Linked DNA regions of Mus musculus: region 2 is linked to region 1. The links are chromatin contacts, found by Hi-C or POLR2A ChIA-PET in ENCODE. All regions are on one chromosome and are shown on one strand. The core of a region is the stretch at or near the end of the contact, and the rest is flanking DNA. Distances in the headings are between cores, read along the strand shown.

Region 1 (6,358 bases), core at 3,775-6,274:
GGTCCATTGGAAAACGGTTTTGCACGTTCCTTTTCCTGATAGGCCATGCTGTAGAGCCTCCCTACCAATTGTAACTGTGGGATCTTTATCTTGGTAAACCTAAATTGATATTGTTACTAACCAGATATCATGTCTGATTTTTATTTGTATCAGAAAAGTCCTAGTCAGAGAATTGGAAATCAGAAGGGCAAGCCTGCCTTTTCCTTGAGACTGTCAGTATCCAAACTGCAAGAAGCCCTTGACAGTGAGTAGACAGAAAACCCAAGGAACATAGGATTTTATATACTGGGCAAACAAATGTTTACTTGTGCACAGAGGGAGGACGTCAGAGGGATCTTGTATATCTTCAGGCGTGCCTAGAACTCAACACGCATTACAAAATGCCCAAGATATGCATGTCTTACTGCTATGCTCAGCGTTTCAGAGATGGTCCACCTCAAAAGGACTAGAATCTGACTTGGTCTGCAGGTCAGTCAACGGAGTCTGCAAGAGAGAGAGTGGGGACTGAGGGGCAAGAGACTCTAAAAATGGAGACAACACAGGCTGTCAAGGATCAAGGATCAAGTCTTAAGTTTGGAGTCTCAAATCTTAAGTTTGGAGTCTCAAGTCTCGTTTATTAGAAGGCAACTATGGGTATATATGCACACGACGGGTAGTGCAGCTGGAGGTCCAGAATGTGTAGAAGAAAAACCAAGATGTTATCAGAGTGTTCAGCTGTGGTGGCCTTCTTGCAAAAACATCAAGTCTCTCATCAGGGTGGAAAAGTAACACCTGTAAGTAAATAGCCCGAGATGGCTGCAGAGATGATAGCCACTTTCTACTGACAGTCAACTTCCAACAAGAATCTCTAAATTCTTAAACTGGAATTGTTAACACTAGGATTGTGAATGGCACTGAGACTTTAGTCTATCCCTCCAAGCCCCAACACACACTTAGCTCACTCCTTAATCCACAGCGCCTGTGTATGGTATTGTCCACTAGGACAGACTGGCAGACTCTCACGTGGCTGCTTCTGCAATTCTGTAGGTGTGTGCTGCAGCTATCTAGAGGGCATCCTCAGGCTCTTCAGTAAAGGAGCAAAGAGGGAGAGTATGCTCCTTTGTCTTCCCTGGGAAACATGCCCAAATCTTCCCTTTCCGTCTCTGTGAAGCAGCCACACTTGGCTGCCCTATACATCTTTGAAGCTGAAAACAGAATTCATCTACCATATCTGTTCAGTAGATTAATATAGTTGGCACTTAAGAAATGTAGGTAGTCTAGTCCTTGTCCCACAGTGTATCCACACTGGAACATCTCTTTTAGAGGCCATTAATTCTTTTCTACCTTGAAATAATTTGGCCTTGTTATGTCCTCTTAACCGATGTCTCTATAGACCAAGGAGCTTCTCAGATCTCTCAATTTGAGTGTCTTCTGTGCTCATTTTAATGTTTTAGGTACTTGAGACAAGCTATAGTCTTCAAGTAGGCCTGGCCCATTGCTTCACTATTAACTGCATTAAATAACTATTTGTGGAAAGAATATCTAAATCCAATAAAAGGTGCACGGATATAGTAGCAAAGGTAATAAGTCCAATCAACATACTCCCTTTATATTAGCTAAATTATTGTGCCAAGCACATTAAAAGTAAATGCAGAAATATGTCCTGTGGTATACCATTGACTATTCCATTAATTCAATATGGCTTTTGAGTATACCAGCAAAGTCCATTGCTCAATGTACCCGTTCATTTCAATTTTAAAGAGTATTTAGTCCTGCTTTTCAACTTCTCTGAAATTGGAATGTTTCTTGAAAGCAGTAATTGGCCAAGTTACTGTGATGAGAATACACACACACACACACACACACACATACACACAGAGAGAGAGAGAGAGAGAGAGAGAGAGAGAGAGATCCATGTAATTATATTGAATTAAAGAATTACAATATGGCTATTAGTGGCTAGAAAGGAAATACCAGACACTGAACTATAACATGTTCATAAGAAATATTGTCTTGGTTTCACTTTTTGCACACATTCTTTCTCTGTGTACCTGATTGTCCTGGAACTTGCTCTGTGTTCCAGGCTGACCTTGAACTCACAGAGATCCACATGCCTCTACCTTCCCAGTGCTGGGATTAAAGGTGTGTGCCACCACACCCACACCAGGCACTCACCAAGGTCTGACACTATTACTGATACTCTGATATGCTTGCAGATGGGAGACTGGATGGATGACCTCTGAGAAACCCTACCAGCAGCTGAGACAGACACAGATACTTATACCCAACCATTGGACTGAAGTTGGAGACTCCTGTGGTTGAATTAGGGGAAGGATTGGAGAAGCTGAAGGGGAGGGAGACCCCATAGGAAGACCAGCAGTCTCAGTCTCAACTAACCAGGATCCCAGGGAGCTCCTGGAGACTGAGCCACCAACCAAGAGCTTGCATGGGCTGGTCCTAGGCCCCTGGCACATATTGAGACAGCATAGGTCTGCCTGGTCTGGCCTCTGTGGGAGAAAACATGCTTAATTCTCCAGAGACTTGCCCCAGGGAAGCAGGAGGCCTGGTGGCTGAGGAGCACCCTCTTGGAGGCAAGGGGGAGGAGGAATGGGATCAGGAATTGTAGGAGGAGAGACTGGGGCAGGCGGGGTGGGATGGGAGGGTGGGGGTAGAGGTGGGGGGAGTGGCAATGACTGGAATGAAAATAAACAAAATAAAATTAAAAGAAATAAATAACTTAAATAAATTCTACAAAATAGAATTAAATGGGCTATTCTGTATAGCTAAAATATAGTAAAATTTTAGATTTGTGTTAAATAAATCCACTGAACTAGAAAATGTAAAAAAAAAAAAAAGGAGAAATATTGTACTATTGGTGCTCTTTTTTAGGGGAAAACCATGCATATTAGTAGCTGTGTGAAAACAAAAGTATTCTAAAGCAATAGTATAAACCTCAACCAATTCACTCTGCTTATATTTTACACTTTGTATATGTGCACAAAAGAAAAAATTTTGACTAAGCTAATCTAAAAAATATCTTTTCAGTAAGTATAAAGAATTCCTTATGATGCTGCATTGTGTCATATTTTAATTAACTAGCTTTGCAATTCATATATTGTAGTTACGGTTTCTATTACTGTGACAAAATCCTATGCCAAAAAAGCTAGTTGGGGAGGAAAAGGTTTATTTGGCTTATACTTCCATGTCACTGTTCATCACCAAGGGAAGCCAGGACAACAACTCAAACAGGGCAGTGTCCTGGAGTCAGGAGCTGATGCAGATGCAGAGGCTGCGGAGGGGTGCTGCTTCCCAGAACCACCAGTTCCAGGATGGCATTGCCCACAATGGGCTGGGCCTTCCCCCATCAATCATGAAGAAAATGCCTTTCTGCTGGACCTTACAGAGGCCTTTTCTCAATTAAGGTTCTCTCCATTCAGATAACTCTAGGTTGTATATTAAAGATGATATAAGACTAGCCAGCACAGCAACCAACTGACTACGCCTTAGATTTGAAAATATATAATAGATTAAATGGAGGCTAAAATACACAGTCTGTGTGCTTGCCAATTTTCCTTAGTTTGTTGTTTCGATGCTGTTTGGGGAGTAGGCTGTTGCTCAGGACGGAGGTGAGCAGACTGTGACTTCTTCATCACAAGTCACCACAGCTCAAGAACCCATGTGACCTACAGGGACATTAACTTCTCAGGCCATTCTCGAAGTCTTTAAACTTTGATCACAGACTGCACTCTGATCCACGTTAAACCTGCCACTTATAAATCTCCACAACTTTCTGAAGTTAAATTTATTATATAAAACTAATATTATTGATATGAAAATCCCCTACAGCAAGGCTCCATAGATGAACATAGAATCCACTTATTTCCGTATGAAATTGTTAGTAAATCTTCTCAAAAATGATTTCGATATACATTTTGATTCCATTTGTTCGAGTTCAAAAAAGTTTCTGAGATCAAAGACCTTCACTGTGTCACTTTGGTAATTATAGAAAAACATAAAGAACCACCCTTCCTTTTGCCACCCAAAGCAGAAAGAAGCATGGCTTTAAACAGTGGGCACTCACATGAACTTTGAACACTTGGAGCCTGCCCTGTGTCTTGCTAACAACCAATTCTACAGATCTCATCAACCAAAATCATGTCTTCTCAGGTCGTACATACCTGGAATTTCACCAAGACATAGCCAACTTGGCAACCAACATCTAAAAGATATCACTGGCCCAGTTCATTTCTCTTATTCATCTACTTCCAAACTCCACAGATATTTATCACTTACTGTGTGCATGAGTCACAAATATAACCCCTGCCCTCTTCAAAACTACAATGCAAAGGCAGAATAGATTAAGCACTAATACACAGACATATAACTAAGCATTCAGATTTACAAATTTCGGTTAATGTGAAAAAGAAAGAGATCAGGTGGTTGGGGAAATCGGGGGTAATTCCAATGAAGTGACAAACCAGAAGGCCAAGAAATAAACTTGAAGGCTCTAAGACTGTGGACTTGGCTTGACTAGATAAAGCTAGTGAAAAAAGACTAGATTGAAGGGGTAGGCCCAGCCTCTTAATCTCTAATAAGGATTTGGAATTTACTTCTTGTTCGATATTTTATTCTACATACAGATTTTCAATTTATATTGTACACAACTACACACTAATAAATATTTTGTATTTTGTTTACTTTTACTGTGTGACTTTCAAACATACAGGGCACAAAGATTAGGACATTAGGACATGTAGAGTCATAGTCCACCTGGCCTCTCAGTCTCCTCTGAGTGCATACAAGCAAATCTGTCTGTAGTCCACACATTATTGCAAGCAGATGAGTGAGAGCCCGGAGTGAGGTTCAGTTTGACGCCCACAAGTGGCCCAGTGAAGTGTCGCAGCAGCACCAAGCTCCGAAGTGTTTCACCCTTCCAACCTTCCCCTCCAGGTCTAGGGATGATCAAGAAGCCCTTTCTCTGCTCTCACGACCATTCCCACGCAGTGTTCAGATCTGCGACCGCGCCCTCCAGCTGGCCCGTAGGGCGGCCGCCCGCGCTCCTGCATTCTTGCACTCAGGGTCTGGACAGGCAGCTCAGGTGTGCGCGTCCCGTTTACAATCACTGAGCGCACTCCGGGAAGGCAGGGGCGGGAACTCCTGGGCGCCTCGGTGCGAGCTTCCCCGGCGTGCTGGGGCGGGGCGTAGCGCGGGGGCGGGGCCGGCGCCGCGGGCCTCTGCTGTCCCAGGCTGAGCGGTTGTCTCCGCGCTTTAGTAAGGACCCAGGCCACCCTCGGGGACAGGGAGTACTCCTTGGTCTGTGCCCCGGAAGGGTGAGCGCGCTGGAGACCGCATACCGGGGACCGGGTGGACTGGCGCGGGGCGGGCGGCTAGATGGAGACGCGGGGGAGCGTCCCACGGCGAGCTGTCCCAGCCAGCTGAACTCTTTCCAAGGGTCCTGCGGTGGCGGCGAGCTCTCTAGGTGCCGGCGGGCTTGGGGGGCGGGAAGGACGCAGAGGAGACGGGATTCATCTGATCAACTGCGGCTCGGATCTCAGTCCTCGGTCGGGAAGCTTGGCGGGAGACGCTGTGCCCGAGAAAGGGCGGGTAAGTGCGGCGCTGCCGAGTCCCGCGCGACACCCGTGTGACCGCCGGGCTGGAACCCGGTTAGGCTCCCAGACAAGACTAGTTGTCCGGAGGCAAAGTTCCTTTCTCTTAGGCAACCTGAGCAGCTTTCCTCCTCTCGGGGCTGGCTCAAAGGCCCCGCTATGGACGGCGAAAGCGAGGTGGATTTTTCCAGCAACGGCGTCACCCCTTTGTGGCGGAGACGGTCCACCCCTCCGCTCCAGTTGCTCAGCCGGAGCAAGCCGCGGCCACAGTCGTACCAGAGCCCCAGCGGGCTGCTGATCACCGACTTCCCTGTGGAGGAGCTGGCTGCCCTTCCCACGCCGCAGACTCCGGTCCGCGTACCCGCCGACCCGGACGACAGGACGGTGTCCAGGAGCCCCCAGCTTCTGAGCGCGCATCGGAGGCCGGTGACCAATGGTCGCACGGTGTCCCCGGACTACAGAGCTGCTTCTCCTCGACTCCGACGGCCCAAGTCACCCCTGGTTTCTTACGCGGCGTCGGGCGGCTCCCCGAAGTCCACTTCTAATGGCACCGTGGCCTCGCCCGCGGCGCTGTTGTCGCGCGCCTCCCGGACTCCGGACACCCCGGCCTCTTGCGCCACCGATGAGGACTGCACCGGGGTGACTGCCAGTAAGGTATCTTCGCCCATTGCCAATGGCCTTGCCCATAAAACCGACTCATCTGGCCCAGTATCACAAACTGGTCAGCCAGCTGGGGACTTGGAGCTGGCCCCCTCGAGACTCTCTCCTGCTCT
Region 2 (6,312 bases), core at 278-2,777, 170 kb after region 1:
TTAAGGAATCACGTTTTAAGAGACCACAATGGGACTGGGGTGGGCGGCTATAATTCAAATAACAAGTTAAGAGGTCTGACCCATACTTGCTGCAGAGATAAGCAAGAAAGCAGAGCAAACAGATTTCCCAAAATGAAAAGAGAAAAATCAATGCTCACTTCCACATGGCAGGTGAATAAACAACACTGGCATTTGCTAAAGTGGAAGTTTGGGGATGGGACTGGGATCAAGGGGTCAACTAATAAAAAAAGCCTAGCCCTGAGGTGTGCACATATGAAATCCCAGCACTGGGAATGAAAAGAGGACTAGGAGTACAAGGTCAGCCTGCACTATGTAGCATCAATATCCAGGGCACAAGTTACGTGTGTCCTGTGTATATCTGGAAAGATCCGCTTATTGAACTTATTTGTTTAGGTATTTCTTTCCCCCTATTAGAATGCAAAGGTCTTTAGCATTCAAAAAAGCATGTATGAAACAGTGTCCAAACACTTAAAGATTCTGCGCAATGATGGAGTTACTTAGACCAGGTCACTCAAAAACCATTATGTTTGCTGGGTTGGTGGTGCACACCTCTAATCTCGGAGGTAGGTGGATCTCTGTGTGTTCAGGGCCAACCTGATTTACAGAGCAGGTTCAGAACAGCCAAGGCTACACAAACCCTGTCTCAGGTAAAACAAAACAAAACAAAACAAAACAAAACAAAACAGACAACAAAAACACGATGCTTCCTATACTACAGGTCTTCAAGATACAAACCAAACTGACAATTTCCTGATGAAATTAGCCAAATACTTCTCTACAGCGTCTTCCTTTCAATAAGTCTTAAAAGAGGCGCTGCTAGTCAACAGAAAATTCAGAACAGAAAGGGAGAAAAAAAAAAAAAAAAAGACCAGCATATGACTCACTTTAATGCTAATACTATTACCTAAACTACTTTTTTCTCCAAGATCTACACACTTAAGACAGTGTTTTAATGCTTTTGTTGGCTGCTTCGGGGAAAAAACTTAAAGGTGACAGCAAGCATTCTAAATGATTGCATCCCCTAATAAGAGTCGGCTTGGCTAGAGTCTGAATTTAGCATTCACCCTCAGTTCAGTTCTCAAGTCCGTAAACAGAGCATGCATCGGCTGCAGCAGTGATGGCTTGGGATGGAGGCGCAACCCATCGGGTGACCCGTTACCCGGGGCTCGACAGAGGTTGCATCGAGCTCGAGCAAACGCCAGGGAGAGCAAACGCGTCCTGACGAGACCTCCATACCTCCTGCCTCTCAGCCTCCTTGTTCTTCTGCGTCTGCTTCTTGGCGTACCACAGGCCGATCTCGCGACCCTTAAGGTGTGCGGGATGCCGGCCCCGGCCGCCGCGGCCCCCTCCGCCGCCGCCCGAGCCCCGGCTCCCTCCGCCGCCGCCGCCGCTGGAGCCCTGGCCGGAGCCCCGTGGGCCCCCATCGCGGCTCCAGCTCTGATGATAGTCGTAGCTCATTGTCGGAGCCGACTAGCAGCTCTGCCAAAACTCAACCGCTGAAAATGGCGTCCGGGCCCGGAAGCGGGCGCACATTCCCCTCTGCTTTGCTTCCGGCGCCCAGCGCGAGAGGGCGGGACGTTGAGTGTCACAAGCAGACATTTCCGGTGACGTCACGGACGGCGCCAGCGGTGTGAGCCGCGGTTCGTGTTCTGGCCAGAAACTTAGCTCCTGGGTGGGCGTCCTTCGGATGGCGGGGAATTTAAACTAGCCTGAGAAAATGTGGAAATTTGAGTGAATTTTAATTACTTTGTTAAACCTAGAACTTATTTGCAAAGCCATGCAAATACATACCCAACAAAACCATCGACCATTGTGTACTCTGTCCTCAAAGACCAAAGAAGTTCTTATTTCTTAGAAAACGCCTGGCACCTCTTTCAGTCAAATATACGCACCCAAATACCTTCTTTAAAGACTCTCTAATACTAGGCTTGGAGAGACGGCTCAGCCGTTAAGAGCACTGACTGCTCCTCCTAGAAGTCATGAGTTCAATTCCTAGCAACCACATGGTTGCTCACAACCATCCATAATCAAATCCCATACCCTCTTTTGGTGTGTCTGAAAACAGCTATAGTAAACTCATATACATAAAATAAATAAATCTTAAAAAAAAAAAAAAACTTTAATCCTGGAACTTGGGTGTCAGCTCAATTGATAAGAGTGCTTGCCTGGCATGGTTTTAATCCCAAACAGTATAAACGGTGTTGTGGTGCAGGTATGCAATCTCAGCAAACAGCAGATGGAAGATGATAAATCAGAATTTGACCCTTAGCTGTATAATGAGTTTGAGGCTGTCATAGGTTACTTGTATCTAATCTGGCAGTTCCTCAGAAAATTAGAAATAGTTCTACCTGAAGACCCAACTATACCACTCTTGTGAATATATGAGAAGATGTCCTACCATACCACAAGGACATGTGCTCCACTATGTTCATAACAGCCTTATATGTAATTGCCAGAAGCTGGAAACAACCAAAGAATGGATACAGAAAATGTGGTTCATTTACTCAGTGGAATACTATTCAGCTATTAAAAATGAGGACATCATGAATTTTGCATGCAAATGAATGGAACAAGAAAATATCCTGATCATCGAAGTAATCCAGACCCAAATGGACATGCATGGTACGTACTCAATGATAAGTGGATATTAACTAAAAAAGTACAGAATACCTAGGATACAATCCACAGTACTTAAAGTTTAACAAGCAGAAAGGCTCAAATGAGGATGCTTCAATCCCACTTAGAAGGGGGAAGAAAATAATCATGGGGGCAGAGGGATGGAGGTAGCCGAATGGAAGGGGGAGGGGAAAATGAAACAGGATAAAGTATTGGGTGGGTGAGCAGGAGAGAAGCCCAGAGGGCCAGGAGAATGAATGGAAATAAGCAGCCAAGGGGATGGGAGGGGCGCGGGGGTCTCTAGAAAGTACTAAAGTACTAGAGACCGGGGAGGTGAGAGACTCTCAGGACTCAATGTGGGTGACCTTAGCCAAAATGCCCAAAAGTGAGGAGAGGGAACTTAAAGAGACTACTACCTCCAGTAGATAGACAGGGTCTCAAGAAGAGGGACTGGGTTACTAACCCACAGTTAAATTTTCTGACCCAGATTTGTTCCTGCCTAAAGGAACTGCAGGGACAAAAATGGATAAGAGACAAAAGGAAAGTCAGTCCAATGACCGTCCCAACTTGGGCTCCAAGCAACAAGGCCTGACACTATTTCTGATCTATGATGTGCTTACAGACAGGAGCCTGGCATGATTATCTTCTGAGAGGCCTTACCAGCAGTGAACTGAGACAAACACAGATACTTACACCTAACATTGAACTGAAGTTGAGGACCCTTGTGGTTGAATTAGAAGAAGGACTGAAGAAGATGAAGACAGGATGGCCCCATAGGAAGAACAGCAGTCTCAACTAACCTGGACCCAGGGAGCTCCCAGAGACTGAGCCACCAACCAGGAGCATACATGGGCCAAGCACAGGCCCCTGGCACAGATATAGCAGAGGTCTGCCTGGTTTGGCTTCAGTGAGAGTTGTGCTTAATCCTCCAGAGACTTGAGACCCCAGGGAAGTGGGTAGTCTTGAGGGGACTGTCCTCTTGGAGGCAAGGGAAAGGAGGAATGGGATGAAGAACTGTGGGAGAGGGGAAGCAGGAGGGGAGGCGATGACTGGAATGTAAATAAATAAAAAAAATAATCTTTACTTTACTTTATCTTTAATAATCTTTACTTTACTTTTACTTTAATCTTTACTTTTACTTTACTTTATTTAAAAATAATCTTTACTTACTTATCATATCTAATAGCATAAAATAGGTATATGTTCCAGAATTCAAGGCAGGACACTTGAGAAATATAAAGCACAGTTTAAGATTCACACACTGATTTGAAGCCATGTGCTGATTATTAACAAGACTAGTCAGTGCCTTGTGCCACCTGTTATAAAGCAATTGAGTGATTTAACCGCTTGGTTTTAATTTTCACCAAAGGTTTTTATTTAGACATCTGATTTAAAGGTGATGGAGATGCTTGACCAACAACAAAAGCAAAAGCTACAAAAAAACGGCAGATAGAAGGGTTTTTGTTGTTGTTGTTGTTGTTATTGTTGTTGTTGGTTTTTCTGTGACAAGGTTTCTCTGTATAGCCCTGGCTGTCCTGGAACTCACTCTGTAGACCAGGCTGGCCTTGAACTCAGAAATCTGCCTGCCCCTGCCTCCCAAGTGCTGGGAACAAAGACGTGCACCACCACTGCCTGGCCAGATAGGAGTTTTTAAGTGCTTGGTGTTTTGTTTGTTTGTTTGTTTGTTTGTTTGTTTGTTTGTTTTGTAAAGAAAAATAAAGGTATGTGTATGGATATTGCTATTAGGCCAGGAAGTGATCCAAATTAATCCACTGTGACCTAAAAGTGTTTTGAGTAAATGCATCTGAGTTTTTGAAATCTTTATTATGTAAAGGCAGACAGAGTCTCCCCAAAATTTTTGATCCTAATCTTGCTAGGAGAGTCAGGGAAGACTGGATCTTCACTGGAGACTAGAAGTTAGCACCATGCCTACAAAACGTGCACATCTCCTGTCTATTCCAAGGATGTCCTCATCATCTCCATTTTCTCCATAGATGTCCTTCTTCTTCTTCTCCCTTACCTTGCTCACTTAAAATTGTGAGTATGCAATCCTGTCTTCTGTCTTTACTTCCATAGTTTTGGCTATTGGTGGTCAATTATAGACCCCAAACAGTTAAGTACAAAACTCCCAGTGAATTCCTATGTTTTAAATTGTGTGCTGTTCTACTTAGTGGGATGAAATTCCATGATTGATCCTCTGTGTTCTGAGTGGCACCTGAATTATCCCTTTGTCCATTTTATCTATGTTCTGTTGGCCCCAGTTTCCTAATCTAAAGTTGTAACCCCATCTGAGGTCACGTAACTGAATGTCAGTGCTAAGAAATTTTTGGCAACAAAGTAAGTTTTCTGAACAAGCAATTAATTCAAAACCATGCATGTTAATTAAGGCAAGGTGTTTTTGTTACACCAGCCAGTGTTCCACTACAGTTTTGATTTGCAGTATCAACATGCATACAATGTGATGTGCATGCAGTCACTGTGCACATTATAAAGTAATAAGGTGATGGAATCACTTGGTTTTAATTTTCACCAAAGGTATGCTATGAGCTTCAGTGTTCTTAAAAATACATAAAAGCATACAGCTATTACAGAGAAATAATGGTTTAGCTATGGAAAACCAACACTTGCTATTTTTACTCCTTAACATTTAGTACTAAATTTTTATATCTTTAGACTATAATACGTTAGAATATTTGATTTTTAGATTTTCTGTTTGAATTGCTGATCTGAGTTTTATTTTAAAAATTGTTGAATGGTTTTGCCTTGGGGTGGCATAGAATTCCCAACAATTTTGGAAATAATCCTAAATATAGTTATTCCATTTTGTATTTATGTGAAATGTTGTTTATAAAGTCAACATATTGGTAACTCTGGAAAACACTGAAAATGCTATATGATCTGCGTGAAGATTTAATTATTTGTGTAAAAATAAACCAACACATCTTTCACATTAGTACACGAATTTGCTTTTGTCTTTAATAAAGGGTAAACATATCATGTATTACAAAGAACTGACTGTTTTGTTTGATTTTCTTGAGACAATGTTTCACATAGCTCAGCCTTATCTGGATCTTGGCACAAATGGAGAATGTAGTTAAACTCTTGATCCTCCTGCCCTCCCCTCCAATGTGTTACAATCACCCCTCTGAGTCACCACTCCCAAATCAAGGGATTTTTAAAAACTTTATTTATTTATTTATCTATCTATCTATCTATCTATCTATCTATCTATTTATTTATTTATTTATTTATTTATTTAATGCATATAAGCAGATGCACCAAAGAGGGCTCCAGACCCCACTACTGATGGTTTTGAGTCACCATGTCGTTGCTGGGACTTGAACGCAGGACCTCTGGAAGAGCAGTTGGTGCTCTTAGCCGCTGAGCCATCTCTCCAGCCCCGAGATTTTTTTTCCATTTTTTATTAGGTATTTAGCTCATTTACATTTCCAATGCTATACCAAAAGTTCCCCATACCCCCCCTACTCCCCTACCCACCCACTCCCCCTTTTTGGCCCTGGCATTCCCCTGTACTGGGGCATATAAAGTTTGCAAGTCCAATGGGCCTCTCTTTGCAGTGATGGCCGACTACGCCATCTTTTGATACATATGCAGCTAGAGACAAGAGCTCTGGGGAACTGCTTAGTTCATATTGTTGTTCCACCTATAGGGTTG

What was found. Hi-C counts contacts between places; a loop is a spot of excess contacts on that map. ChIA-PET counts read pairs that join two places held with the same protein, here RNA polymerase II (POLR2A).
Region 2: a loop to region 1 is called in a map of heart, with 3 times the contacts of the local background. The contact joins the promoter of Dhx36 here to the promoter of Arhgef26 in region 1. A Hi-C loop is called at or near these places in 1 of 37 maps with a recorded cell type or tissue (heart). POLR2A ChIA-PET finds 5 or more read pairs at or near these places in 2 of 5 experiments (both embryonic stem cell).

Annotation. Positions count from the first base shown.
Region 1 is chr3:62,333,753-62,340,110 of GRCm38, forward strand. It overlaps Arhgef26 (Rho guanine nucleotide exchange factor (GEF) 26), which reads left to right and starts at 5,025. Exons shown (of 14, transcript NM_001081295.1): 1 at 5,025-6,358. The coding sequence starts at 5,745.
Region 2 is chr3:62,505,461-62,511,772 of GRCm38, forward strand. Dhx36 (DEAH (Asp-Glu-Ala-His) box polypeptide 36) reads right to left here and starts at 1,528. Exons shown (of 25, transcript NM_028136.2): 1 at 1,258-1,528. The coding sequence starts at 1,479.